Linked DNA regions of Homo sapiens: regions 1, 2 and 3 are each linked to region 4. Evidence: chromatin contacts called from ENCODE Hi-C or POLR2A ChIA-PET data. All regions are on one chromosome and are shown on one strand. The core of a region is the stretch at or near the end of the contact, and the rest is flanking DNA. Distances in the headings are between cores, read along the strand shown. Region 1 has its middle 14 kb from the start of MIR877. Region 2 holds the start of HCG20 (HLA complex group 20). Region 3 has its middle 27 kb from the start of HCG20. Region 4 has its middle 26 kb from the start of C6orf15.

Evidence for each region. Hi-C counts contacts between places; a loop is a spot of excess contacts on that map. ChIA-PET counts read pairs that join two places held with the same protein, here RNA polymerase II (POLR2A). Pooled maps may share reads with other maps.
Region 1: a loop to region 4 is called in a pooled map, with 7 times the contacts of the local background. The contact joins two enhancer-like sites. A Hi-C loop is called at or near these places in 5 of 50 pooled maps. POLR2A ChIA-PET finds 5 or more read pairs at or near these places in 5 of 52 experiments (BJ, H1, SK-N-SH and 2 more).
Region 2: a pooled map shows a loop between it and region 4 (2.8-fold over the local background). The contact joins the promoter of HCG20 here to the enhancer-like site in region 4. A Hi-C loop is called at or near these places in 2 of 37 single-sample maps with no recorded cell type and 3 of 50 pooled maps. POLR2A ChIA-PET finds 5 or more read pairs at or near these places in 2 of 52 experiments (AG04450 and PC-3).
Region 3: a pooled map shows a loop between it and region 4 (2.3-fold over the local background). The contact joins two enhancer-like sites. A Hi-C loop is called at or near these places in 2 of 50 pooled maps. POLR2A ChIA-PET finds 5 or more read pairs at or near these places in 5 of 52 experiments (B cell, CD4-positive, alpha-beta T cell, activated T-cell and 2 more).

The regions. Positions count from the first base shown.
Region 1 is chr6:30,596,225-30,599,508 of GRCh38, reverse strand. No RefSeq gene overlaps it. Among named protein-coding and RNA genes, the nearest start is that of MIR877, 14 kb to the right of the region's middle. Within about 2 kb of position 2,013, at least 4 of the 41 ENCODE cell types and tissues checked have a DNase peak (open chromatin) inside an H3K27ac peak, as active enhancers do.
Region 2 is chr6:30,765,315-30,768,260 of GRCh38, reverse strand. HCG20 (HLA complex group 20) reads right to left here and starts at 1,436. Exons shown (of 4, transcript NR_138037.1): 1 at 1,310-1,436.
Region 3 is chr6:30,792,606-30,795,658 of GRCh38, reverse strand. No RefSeq gene overlaps it. Among named protein-coding and RNA genes, the nearest start is that of HCG20, 27 kb to the right of the region's middle. RefSeq lists a cis regulatory region at 1,762-1,881. Within about 2 kb of position 1,743, at least 9 of the 41 ENCODE cell types and tissues checked have a DNase peak (open chromatin) inside an H3K27ac peak, as active enhancers do.
Region 4 is chr6:31,085,177-31,088,370 of GRCh38, reverse strand. No RefSeq gene overlaps it. Among named protein-coding and RNA genes, the nearest start is that of C6orf15, 26 kb to the left of the region's middle. Within about 2 kb of position 1,475, at least 3 of the 41 ENCODE cell types and tissues checked have a DNase peak (open chromatin) inside an H3K27ac peak, as active enhancers do; they include PC-3, where a contact is called at or near this core.

The sequences.
Region 1 (3,284 bases), core at 764-3,263, 490 kb after region 4:
GCTACCTGGGAGGCTGAGGCGAGAGGATCACTTGAGCCTGGGAGTTCAAACTCACAGCTATGATTGTACCACTGCAATCCAGCCGGAGCAACAGAGCAAGACCCTGTCTCAAAAAAAAAAAAAAAAAAAAAAAGCCAGGCATATTGGGTCATGCCTGTAATCCCATCACTTTGGGAAGGCGAGGTGGGTGGATCACCTGAGGTCAGGAGTTGGAGACCAGCCTGGCCAACATGACAAAACCCCGTCTCTACTAAAAATACAAACATTAGCTGGGTGCCTATAACCCAGCTACTCCGGAGGCTGAGGCGGGAGAATCCCTTAAACCCAGGAGGTGCAGGTTGCAGTGGGCCGAGATCATGCCACTGCACTCCAGCCTGAGTGACAGGGCAAAATTCCGTCACAAAAAAACAAAGGGTAAGTATAGACTGCTCTTCCCAAAGTGGCTCTGGCCAGGCATGGTGGCTCAAGCCAGTAATCCGAGCACTTTGGGACGCCAACATGGGAGGATCACTTGAACCCAGGAGTTCAAAACTACCCTAAGCAACATAGGGAAGCTCCATTTCCCCATTTCCGCGCCTGGCCTCCACTCTTCTTAAACCAGAAATTAAAGCTGGGCATGTTGGCTCACGCCTGTAATCCCAGCACTTTGGGAGGCCCACATGGGACGATCACTTGAACCCAGGAGTTCAAAACTACCCTAAGCAACATAGGGAAACTCCATTTCCCCATTTCCGCGCCTGGCCTCCACTCTTAAACCAGAAATTAAAGCTGGGCGTGGTGGCTCACGCCTGTAATCCCAGCACCTTGGGAGGCCGAAGCAGTTGGATCACCTGAGGTCAGAAGTTCGAGACCAGCCTGGCCAACATGAAGAAACCCCATCTCTACTAAAAATACAAAAATTAGCTGGGTGTGGTTACTGGCGCCTGTTATCCCAGCTACTCGGAAGGCAGGAGAATCGCTTGAACCCAGGAGGCAGAGGTTGCAGACTGCACCACTGCACTCCAGCCTGGGCAACAAGAGTGAAACTCCATCTGAAAAAAAAAAGAAAGGATACATCACTCTGGGGGGAGTGTGTGTGGCAGATATGGGGCAGTTGAAGATATTAACATGTTTTAACATGTGGGTTGAGAATGGCGGTTTTCAAGTCTGTTAGCATTCATCAGGATCATCTGAAGAGCTTATTAGAAAACAAATCTGGGGCCGGGTGCAGTGGCTCATACCTGTAAACCCAGCACTTTGGGAGGCCAAGGCGGGTAGATCAGGAGGTCAGGAGTTCGAGACCAGCCTGACCAACATGGAGAACCCCCGTCTCCACTAAAAATACAAAAATTAGCCGGGCGTGGTGGCGCATGCCTGTAATCCCAGCTACTCGGGAGGCCGAGGCAGGAGAATTGCTTGAACCCGGGAGGTGGAGGTCGTGGTGAGCCGAGATCGCACCATTGCACTCCAGTCTGGGTAACAAGAGCGAAACTTGGTCTCAAAAAAAAAAAAAAAAAAAAGAAAGAAAAAAAAAAACAAATTTGGGTTGGATGCAGTGGCTTATGCCTGTAATCCCAGCACTTTGAGAGGCCAAGGCGGATGGATCACCTGAGGTGAGGAGTTTGTGACCAGCCTGGCCAACATGGTGAAATCCCATCTCTACTAAAAATACAAAAATTAGTCAGGCATGGTGGCTCGCGCCTGTAATCCCAGCTACTTGGGAGACTAAAGCAGGAGAATCACTTGAACCCGGGAAGTGGAGGTTGCAGTGAGCAGAGATCACACCACTGCACTTCAGCTTGGGTGACAGAGCCAGACTCCATCTCCATCTCAAAAAACAAAAACAAAACAAAAAGAAAAAACAGACAGATTGGGGGTAGGGTCCAGCAAAATTCTGATTTAGTAGGTCAGGATGGATCCCGAGATATGCATTTCTAACAAATTCCCAGTTGCTGAGGCTGCTACACTGCCCTGGAATACGTGTCTCAGCTGTATTTCCAGCATTGGCCACATGAGGGGGCAACAATGTTTTATCAGTATCTGAAAGGCCTCACTGCATGTAGGCCCAAAGTGGGTAGTTTTACCTTCCCCTTGCCCAGGCTTGGTGTGTGTGGGCGGAGGTGTTCAGGTCAGTCTGTTGTTGCTGTGTGCACTGGGAGAAGACCTGAGAAGACATAATCTAAGGACCAGGCTAGGGCGTGAAATACCAAAGAAGTATACAGCTCAAGTGAAAAAACCCAAACATGTCACAACCTAGTGGTCACAACTTTGTGTCTCTTTCTGCTTCCATTTACTGCCTGCTTCTCACCTTTCTTCTATCTCCTGCAACAAGCCACAAGAACCTTAAAAGAGAGCTTAAAGTTTTTACTGTATTTTAAGAATAAGCTCGGCCGAGCGCGGTGGCTCACACCTGTAATCCCAACACTCTGGGAGGCCGAGGCGGGCAAATCCCAAGGTCAGGAGATGGAGACCATCCTAGCCAACATGGTGAAACCCCGTCTCTATTAAAAATACAAAAATTGCCAGGCGCGGTGGCTCACGCCTGTAATCCCAGCACTTTGGGAGGCCGAAGCGGGCAGATCATGAGGTCAGGAGATGGAGACCATCCTGGCTAACAAGGTGAAACCCCTTCTCTACTAAAAATACAAAAACTTAGGTGGGTGTGGTGGCGGGTGCCTGTAATCCCAGCTACTGAGGAGACTGAGGCAGGAGAATGGCATGAACCCGGGAGGTGGAGCTTGCAGCGAGCAGAGATCGCGCCACTGCACTCCAGCCTGGGCGACAGAGCAAGACTCTGTCTCAAAAAAAAAAAAAAATTAGCCGGGAGTGGTGGCACGCACCTGTAGTCCCAGCTACTTGGGAGGCTGAGGCAGGGGAATCGCTTGAATCCAGGAGGCAGAGGTTGCAGTGAGCCGAGATAACGCTACTGCATTCCAGGATGGCGACAGAGCAAGACTCCGTCTGAAAAAAAAAGAAAGAATGAGCTCATTTTCTTTCAAATCATTTATGAAAATTCGGCCAGGCGTGGTGGCTCACGCCTGTAATCCCAGCACTTTGGGAGGCCGAGGCGCGTGGATCACCTGAGATCAGGAGTTCGAGAGCAACCTGACCAACATGGTGAAACCGTCTCTACTAAAAATACAAAAAATTAGCCGGGCGTGGTGACTGGTGCCTGTAATCCCAGCTACTCTGGAGGCTGAGGCAGAAGAATCGTTTGAACCCAGGAGGCGGAGGTTGCAGTGAGCTGAGATCGTGCCATTGCACTCCAGCCTGGGTGACAGCAAAATTTCATCTCAAAAAAAAAA
Region 2 (2,946 bases), core at 187-2,686, 320 kb after region 4:
CGGGGCTGTGACTACTCTGACCAATAGGGTAGGAGGGAGGTGATGCAGATCAAAAAAAGATGAGGTTATAAAAAGAATGCAGCTGGGCACAGTGGCTCACACCTGTAATCCCAATACTTTAGGAGGCTGAGATGGACAGATTGCTTGAGCCCAGGAGTTGGAGACCAGCCTGGGCAACATAGTGAGACCCTGTCTCTACAAAATAATGATAATAATAATACAAAAATCAGCCAGGCATGTTGGCAGTAGCCCCAGCTACCAGGGAGACTGAGGCAGGAGGATCACTTAAGCCTGGGTAGTCAAGGCTGCAGTGAACCATGACTGCACCACTGCACTCCAGCCTGGGCAACAAGAGTGAAACTCCGCCTCAAAAAAAAAAAAAGCAGTTCATGCCTGGTTCCCTCACAGCAACCCAGCCACTATGCAAGAGAAACTCTAACTAGACCACAGGTAGAAACCCTGAGGTCCCTGAGCTAACTGCCAGCATCCACTGCAAAGTGTCTGCAGACGATTTCAGTCCCCCAGCTTTCGAGTCTTCCAGCTGCAGCCCCAGATAACATGGAGCAGAGACAAGCCATCCCCACTGCGGTGTGTCCAAATTCCTGGCCCACAGAATCCGTGAACGTAATAAAGGGTTGTCTCATGCCACAAAATTTTGAGGCAATTTGTTGGACAACAAAAAATAACCAGAACACAGAGGACAAGCCAGAATGAGCAGCACATAAGTCGAAGGAGAAAGTACCCTAGAGGTGTTAAGAGTTAGTCAGAATGGAAGGACATTAACTGTGGAAAGCATTACTAGACCTCACGTCACCATATGGTTTTGTACTCTGTCCTGCTGTGAAACTCTTCCTTCAAAGGCCACCAGCAACCCCCAAAGTGACAAATATACAAATTCCCTCTTGTTTAAACTATCATCTAGGCCTGCGCCATGGCTCACACCTATAATCCCAAAACTTTGGGAGGCTGAGGCAGCAGGATCATTTGAGCCCAGGAATTTGAGACCAGCCTGGGCAACACAGTGAGACCCCCAGTCTCTAAAAAAATGTTTAAAAAATTGGCTGGGAGTGGTGACATACACCTGTAGTATCAGCTACTCAAGAAGCTGAGGTGAGACGATCTCTTGAGCCTGGGAGGTCAAGGCTGCAGAGAGCTATGATCATGCCACTATACTCCAGCCAGGGTTACAGAGCAAGACCCTCTCTCCAAACAAACAAACAAACAAACAAACAAAAAAACCCTCACAAACAAACAAACAAAAAACCCTATCATCTGTGCGCCGAAGTCCCCCACTCCAATAGCTACATACCTAGTCCTATCTTTTCACCTGAACTCCTGTCTTGTAGCTCCAATTTCCCGCAGTCACATGCCAGTTCCTTATTTCTTTGCCACCTCAAATCCAACACAACCAAAATGGATTCACTATCATGGACACTGTTTGGGCTCAGGTCCTTTTCACCAGTGAGTCCACTCACTTTCCAGCTTTTGGGAATATCAGCTGATAACCACACACAATTGTCCCCTTTTCTGGAGAATTGCCCTGGGCCAAACAGGAGCCAAGCCCTCCTCCCTTGCACACACTCTGGACAGACTCCCAGTGGCTGCCTGACCTTAAAGCAGATCTACAAAACGCCAGCCCCCATGCCTCCAAGTGCAATTGACTGGTGCAATTTGCTGCCCTGAGCTTCCCCATGAGCTCAGGCTGAAGCTCACATCCTTGCTTAGCCTTTTTCCCTTCCCTATCCTGTTTTCTTCAGTCTTTCTCCTGAGAGCCTCCCGCAGTGTATCTCTTGAACAAAAGTCCCCACCCCAGGTTCTGCTTCAAGGTAGCCCAATCTAAAACACCTGCTGCCGAGTGCAGTGGCTCACACCTGCAATCCCAGCACTTTGGGAGGCCAAGGTGGGCAGATTGCTTTGAGCTCATGAGTTCAAGACCAGCCTGGAGACAGGCTGGACACAGCAAAATCTTGCCTCTTCAAAAGATACAAAAAAAAAATTAGCCTAGCTTTGTGGCATGCGCCTGTAGTCCCAGCTACTTGGGAGGCTGAGACAGGAGGATCGATCGCTTGAGCCCAGGAGGCAGAGGTTGCAGAAAGCTGAGATTGCACCACTGCACTTCAGCCTGAGTGACAGAGGAAGACCCTGTCTCGAAATAAAATAATAATAATAATAGGCCGGGTGCCGTGGCTCATGCCTGTAATTCCAGCACTTTGGGAGGCCAAGGTGGGCGGATCACTTGAGGTCAGGAGTTGGAGATCAGCCTGGCCAACATGGTGAAACCCCGTCTCTAGTAAAAATAAAGAAATTAGCTGGCCATGGTGGCACATACCTGTTACCCCAGCTACTCGGGAGGCTGAGGCAGGAGAATCACTTGAATCTGGGAGGCAGAGGTTGCAGTGAGCTGAGATTGCACCATTGCACTCCAGTCTGGGCAACAAGAGCAAAACTCCATCTCAAAAAAATAATAATAATAAATAAAACACCAACCAAGCCAAGTTTACTTTGTTTACCCTGTTGCTATGAGACCTGTCTCTCATCACCCCAGCCTACAACTCCCTTTCAGACCAGCCATCAGTTTGAATACATTTTCTAGCAAATGCCTCTCATTCTTCCTCCTCATTCCCATTGTCCCCATGTAATCACTGTTCAGGAAGTCAGGGACCCCAAACGGAGGGACCAGCTGAAGCCATGGCAGAAGAATGTGGATTGTGAAGATTTCATGGACATTTATTAGTTCCCCAAATTAATACTTTTATAATTTCTTATGCCTGTCTTTACTGCAATCTCTAAACATAAATTGTGAAGATTTCATGGACACTTATCACTTCCCCAGTCAATACCCTTGTGATTTCCTATGACTGTCTTTACTTTAATCTCTTAATCCTGTCATCTCGTAAGCCAAGGAGGATGTATGTCGCCTCAGGACCCTGTGATAATTGCATTAAC
Region 3 (3,053 bases), core at 494-2,993, 290 kb after region 4:
CAGAGCTTTGTGTTTGACAGAAGCCATGACCAGCCATTGCTCCATTCCCAGTGGCTCATCTGGCCATCTGCTATCTTGGGTTTTTTTGTTTGTTTGTTTGTTTTCAGAAACTCCAGCAAGCAACACATGAATCACATCTCTAAACAAAGGCTTGTTCCACCTCTTACAATTTTATAATAAATGAGTGAGGCTGAAAGTGGGGTGTATTTATTTGCAAGAAGTCACAATGTAAGGGGTGATTATAGAGCAATTGTTTTTTCTCTATCATTTCCTAACAAGAGTCATACCTTGAAGTTTCAATAATTACATACTGATAGTGACACACAAAAAAGAGGAATTTACATGGGAAGCAAAGATGTGAACTATATTACGTGGATTTTTTTTTTAAGATGGGGTCTTACTCTGTCATCCATGGTGGAGTGCAGTGGCACAAACATGGCTCATGGCAGCCTTGACATCCCCAAGCTCAGGTGATCCTCTCACCTCAGTTTTTTAAATTAAATTAATTTTTTGTTTTTTATTTTTAGTAGAGACAGGGTTTTGTCATCTTGCCCAGGCCAGTCTCAAACTCCTGGACTCAAGCAATCTGCCTGCCTTGGCCTTCCAAAGTGCTAGGATTACAGGCGTGAGCCACATATGGATTTTTCTGTCCCCAGTGAAGGAGCAACATTTGAACTGTGTTTACATTAGTCTAGCCAAAACAAAAACAAAAAAAACTCTTTCCCTCACCAAACCATATAATTAACAATGGGGCTTAACTCTGTAGCCACAATCATACCCAGCATTATTTCAGTGAATCAATGAAGCAATAATGGGGCACAGGGCTTTATTAGTTGTCTGTGCCTCCTGGCTATGGAGATTCAGTACGATAAACATGTCCATCTGAAAATTCAGTATTTCTGGTTGCTTCACTTGTCTGTGAAGACCCCTGACATTTAGGGACATGCAGTTTTGCTGAGGCTCAGACACAAGTGGCACTGCCCAGCTGGGCATGGTTGAGTGAGTATGGATGAGAGCTGACTACCCAGCTTCCCAAAGCGGCTCTGCATTTCTCAGCAGGTGGTCTCACAGGCAGAAACCTACGGGAAACACCTTTTTTAAAAAACCTTGTTTCTTTGTGAAAATCGCCTCCCAATAAAGCCACTTGCTTACACAGGTAATAGAAGCAATGAAAATGTCTGGCCAGGTGTGGTGGCTTACGCCTGTAATCCCAGTACTTTGGGAGGCCAAGGTCAGGAGTTTGAGACCAGCCTGCCAAATATGGTGAAACCCTGTCTCTACTAAAAATACAAAAATTAGCCGGGCATGGTGGCGGGCGCCTGTAATCCCAGCTACTCAGGAGACTGAGGCAGGAAGAATCACTTGAATCTGGGAGGCGGAGGTTGCAGTGAGCCGAGATCGCACCATTACACTCCAGCCTGGGCAACAAGAGCAAAACTCAGTCTCAAAAAACAAAAAACAAAAAACAAAAAAAAAAAGAAGTAATGAAAATGTGAAGAGATCTAAGAAAGTGACAGTTTTTAGGAATTGTAAATTGGGGTAAAGACTGGAATTTTTATCTCAATGATAGTTCAGCTCTATGATTCCAGCATAAATGCAGACATTTCGTAAAAGACTAGAGAAATGATTTCAGGAAATGTGTCCAGCCAGCTCAAACATTTCTCACAGAGTACGATACAAAGCTTAAGTGAAAGTAGGAACAGCAGATAACTTGTGGTAAGAGAATACAAACAGGAAGCAGCAGCCTCTCGAAGTAAATATTATTGAATCAGGCCTAGAAGACCTGGGGAAGTATTTATGTATCATCTAATTGGAAGATTTACAAAGCTCTCTAGTGTCTTTGGTAGAGGTCAAGAAAGGGTCGGCTCTCCTTCCTGCAAGCAGGCCGGTGGGATCACTGCACAGCAGCCTCCCTCTCCTTTTAGGATCCCTCATCTAACCCCACACCAATGGATTTTGGGGGTTGAAAGATTCTGGGCTGGGCACGGTGGCTGATGTCTGTAATCCCAGCACTTTGGGAGGCTGAGGCAGGAGGATCACTTGAGCCCAAGAGTTCAAGACCAGCCTGGGCAACATGGCAAGACCTTGTCTCTATAAAAATTTTTTTAAAAAATTAGCCAGGCATGGTGGTGTGAGCCTGTGGCCCCAATTACTCAGGAGGCTGAAGTGAGAGGATTGCTTGAGCCTGGGAGGTTAAGGCTGCAGTGAGCCAAGATCGCACCACTACACTACAGCCTGGGTGACAGAGTGAGACCCTCTCTAAATAATAAATAAAGACTCTGGGGCCGGGCGCAGTGGCTCACGCCTGTAATCCCAGCACTTTGGGAGGCCGAGGTGGACAGCTCACGAGGTCAGGAGTTCGAGACCAGCCTGGCCAACATGGTGAAACCCCATCTCTACTAAAAATACAAAAATTAGCTGGGCTTGGTGGCACGTGCCTGTAATCCCAGTTACTCAGGAGGCTGAGGCAGGAGAATCGCTTGAACCTGGGAGGCAAAGGTTGTAGTGAGCTGAGATCATGCCATTGCACTTCAGCCAGGGTGACAGAGTGAGACTCCATCTCAAAAAATAAATAAATAAATAAAAAATAAAGGCTCTGAACTCCCCAGAACAAGACTGTCTTGTGGTTAAGATGAGATGTGGGGGTGGGGTTGTAAAAGCAGTCAGCATGCCGAGCATAGAGCCCCTCTCCAACAGGAAAGTCTTCAGACTCATCTTCCAAGACCTCATCCTCTCTCTGTATAGATATTATCTAGTGCTGCATGCATATCCTCCCCTCCATTCCTACTTGATTTATTATTTTACTCTTGTTCAATGATATCTGGACTTATATGTCTTTTCTTGTAACTATCAAAGTCCCTTTGGATATAAATTTGGTGTACATAAATAACAATAGTGGGGCCGGGCACGGTGGCTCGCGCCTGTAATCCCAGCACTTTGGGAGGCCGAGGCAGGCGGATCACGAGGTTAGGAGATCGAGACCATCCTGGCTAACACAGTGAAACCCCGTCTCTACTAAAAATACAAAAAATTAGCCGGGCGTGGTTGCGGGC
Region 4 (3,194 bases), core at 226-2,725:
GCACTTTGGGAGGCCGAGGCTGGCAGATCACCTGAGGTCAGGAGTTGGAGACCCGCCTGGCCAGCATGGTGAAACCCCGTCTCTACTAAAAAAAATACAAAAATTAGCTGGGCGTGATGGCGCGTGCCTGTAATCCCAGCTACTCAGGAGGCTGAGACAGGAGAAACCCTTGAACCGGGGAGGCGGACGTTGCAGTGAGCCAAGATTGCGCCACTGCGCTCCAGCCTGGGTGACAGAGCAAGACTCTGTCTGCAAAATAAAATAAAATAAAATAAATAAATAGAATGTAATTTCTTTTTTATGGCTGAATAATAGTACTTTGTAATATTTTCATTATTGTGTATCTTTAAATTAATTTTAACGCCTTTCTTTTTTTTTTCTCTTTTTTTTTTTTTTTTTTTGGTAGCGATTTGGACCTCACTATGTTGCCCAGGCTGGTCTCAAACTCCTGGGCTCAAGCGATCCTCCCCTCTCGGCCTCCCAAAATGCTGGGATTACAGGCGTGAGCCACCTCGTCCTGCCACCATTTTATTTTTTGAATGATTTCTTATTGTCTTAACTTCTTAGGTGACTAACAATGAGGCTTGCTACTATCACCCTAGCATAATGATATCATCCTTAGCAAGGGAGTTGGGCGCTCTTACCGGTAGATGGCGCTGTCGATCTTTTAAAAAGCGAGCTCTCCTGCCCTCCCACTTTGAGCTCGCTGAGTCAAAACACAGCCCGAATAGTTTAGGAGCTCCAAAGCCCCGCTTATCTCCACTTTCCAAATTCTCTCTCATTAAGACCAACAAAAATTTTACCTTTATTATTAGTTATGTGACCTGCTAAGACAATTTATAACACTTTTTATTATGGAAATTTTCAAACTTACACAAAAATAAAGAAAATACCTCTATTTACCTACCATGGGACTTCAACAATTATTAGCATTTACAAATCTTGGAACAATGTTATTTTCTCACATTATGTTCTATCTCATCCCTCTTAAAGAGTTATCAGATGGGAAATCCATGGTCTAGGCTCAATAAAATCACTCTACATTAGGAAAGTCTTGGAAACAGATTGCGTTTTAGCAGGAAAAGGAGGGGGGTTGATGATTTCATTCAATAAAACAGCCTTAACTCACCGCCGTGACCAATAACCGGGTAATGTGGAAGCTCCCCGTAAGATTCCTCGTGGAAGGCAAAAATAGAGCACAACTGGGCTTTTGAATACCTCTTACATCTGCCTGCCTTTGTCTTGTCTATTTTCCAACCTGATTTCACCTGCTCCCTATCAGGATCTTAGCCTCTCAGGGTGCAGCTGATCTCAGTTCCTTTCCTTATAGTGAGACCAAGATAAGTTGACTGGGCCTGGAAATATTCTCAAGAGAGGTTTTAGAATGGAGTCAACTGCATTTCCACTGAGTCATGTCTGAAGATAAATCACAGGGCATCTATTCAGCAGTCCAGGCTGATATCTATCTTACTTCCTGAATGTGGGTCTCGGGTATCCCTCAGAGCAGCTGTCTGATATCAGGAAGGGAAATGTGTGTTAGAGATGGTTTATTGTTATAAGTCAAACAAATAAATTATTGAATAAAACATGTTCCAGCTTTTGTCTTGATAAATATACCTTCATACTGATCTTGAAGGCTAGTGTAGCAGATACTGTTGTGTGCCACCCAAATCCTACCTTCAACATTGTCACTTATTCCCCAGCTGCCAGGGGTGTTGGTTGTGACAGCTCTGTCTCTGGGAATTGCCCTTAGCTGAAAAGAGCTGTCTTGCCCAAGGTTACACCTCCCCTCCCTGGGGGCAGCCACATCCAATGACTGATAGATAAGATAAGAACATACAAAGTCCTGGTTACCTTGCTTCAAGTTTGGCCACCTTTTTGTTTGTTTGTTTGTTTGTTTGTTTGAGATGGACTTTCGCTCTTGTTGCCCGAGCTGGAGTGCAATGGCACAATCTCTGCTCACTGCAACCTCCGCCTCCTGGGTTCAAGTGATTCTCCAGCCTCAGCCTCCTGAGTAGCTGGGATTACAGGCGCATGCCACCATGCCCGGCTAATTTTTTGTATTTTTAGTAGAAACGGGGTTTCACCATGTTAACTAGGCTGGTCTTGAACTGCTGACCTCAGATAATCCTCCCCCACTCGGCCTCCCAAAGTGCTGGGATTACAGGCGTGAGTCACCGCGCCCGGCCGAGTTTGGCCAAATTTAAAGGACTTTTCCAGTGCCAGAGGCCTCCACAACCCATGAGATCAGCTCAGTACTCTTTACGGCTTCATTACAGTTCAACTGCTCCCTTTCCCTGTCCCGTTTCTCTCAGCTTTTAAAGGTGTTTGTCCCAAGATTGTTCCCCAATAAAACTTCTGCAGATAAATCTATCTGAGAATCTGTTTTCTGGGGAATCCAGGCTAGGACAGCCAGGCTGGAATTTAGAATTCTGAGACTCCCCTAGGTTCCATGGCAGAATATGGCTGAGTGAGGAAAACTAGCTCTGGGTCCTCTACCTGCATCTGCCCTACTTTCTTTTCCTGAAAATTCAAGTCCCTAAAATCTCCAGACCCATATCCTTCTCTGAAAACAGCCACATTTTGGGGTCTCAGAGCATGCACGACAGCAGCGAGGCATAACCCCTGGGACGATGGCCCCAGGAGGAGGCCCATGCAAACTTGGAAGCAGGCTTGGGGGCCATTAGTGCCAGGAATTCAGGGGTTCCAAGTACCTAGACTGTAGTACTTGTAGAAGAGATGCAACCTCCATGGGTAGGTCTATCCCTTTGGCTTCTCGGACTTTTTGTCCTATAAGTTGGGGGAATGATAGAGCAGGTCCCTCTAGATCATGGAGCCCGGGCAGGGTCCTCATGTGCTTGGATCCAAGGGTGGGAAAACATTTTCTACCTAATTTAAACCAGTGGCATTTGTGTCTCTGTTACAAGCAGCCAAAAATTTATATTTTAACACGTCTAGTTGACTTCCTGCACTTCTATGCCCATCTTCCTAAAAGAGAACAGTGTATCTCTCTAAAAGGGACTTCATCCTTTACTCTCAGGTCCTAGAATATACTGATGTTTCCTACATGTTAATTATGCTTTCCACAATCAAAATTTGATTTCATTAGGAAATCCATTCATGCAAGAGATGTCTCTAATTAAAAACTATCCAAATAACTTCTCCAATAACCAACCACACTGGCCTTTTTGCTC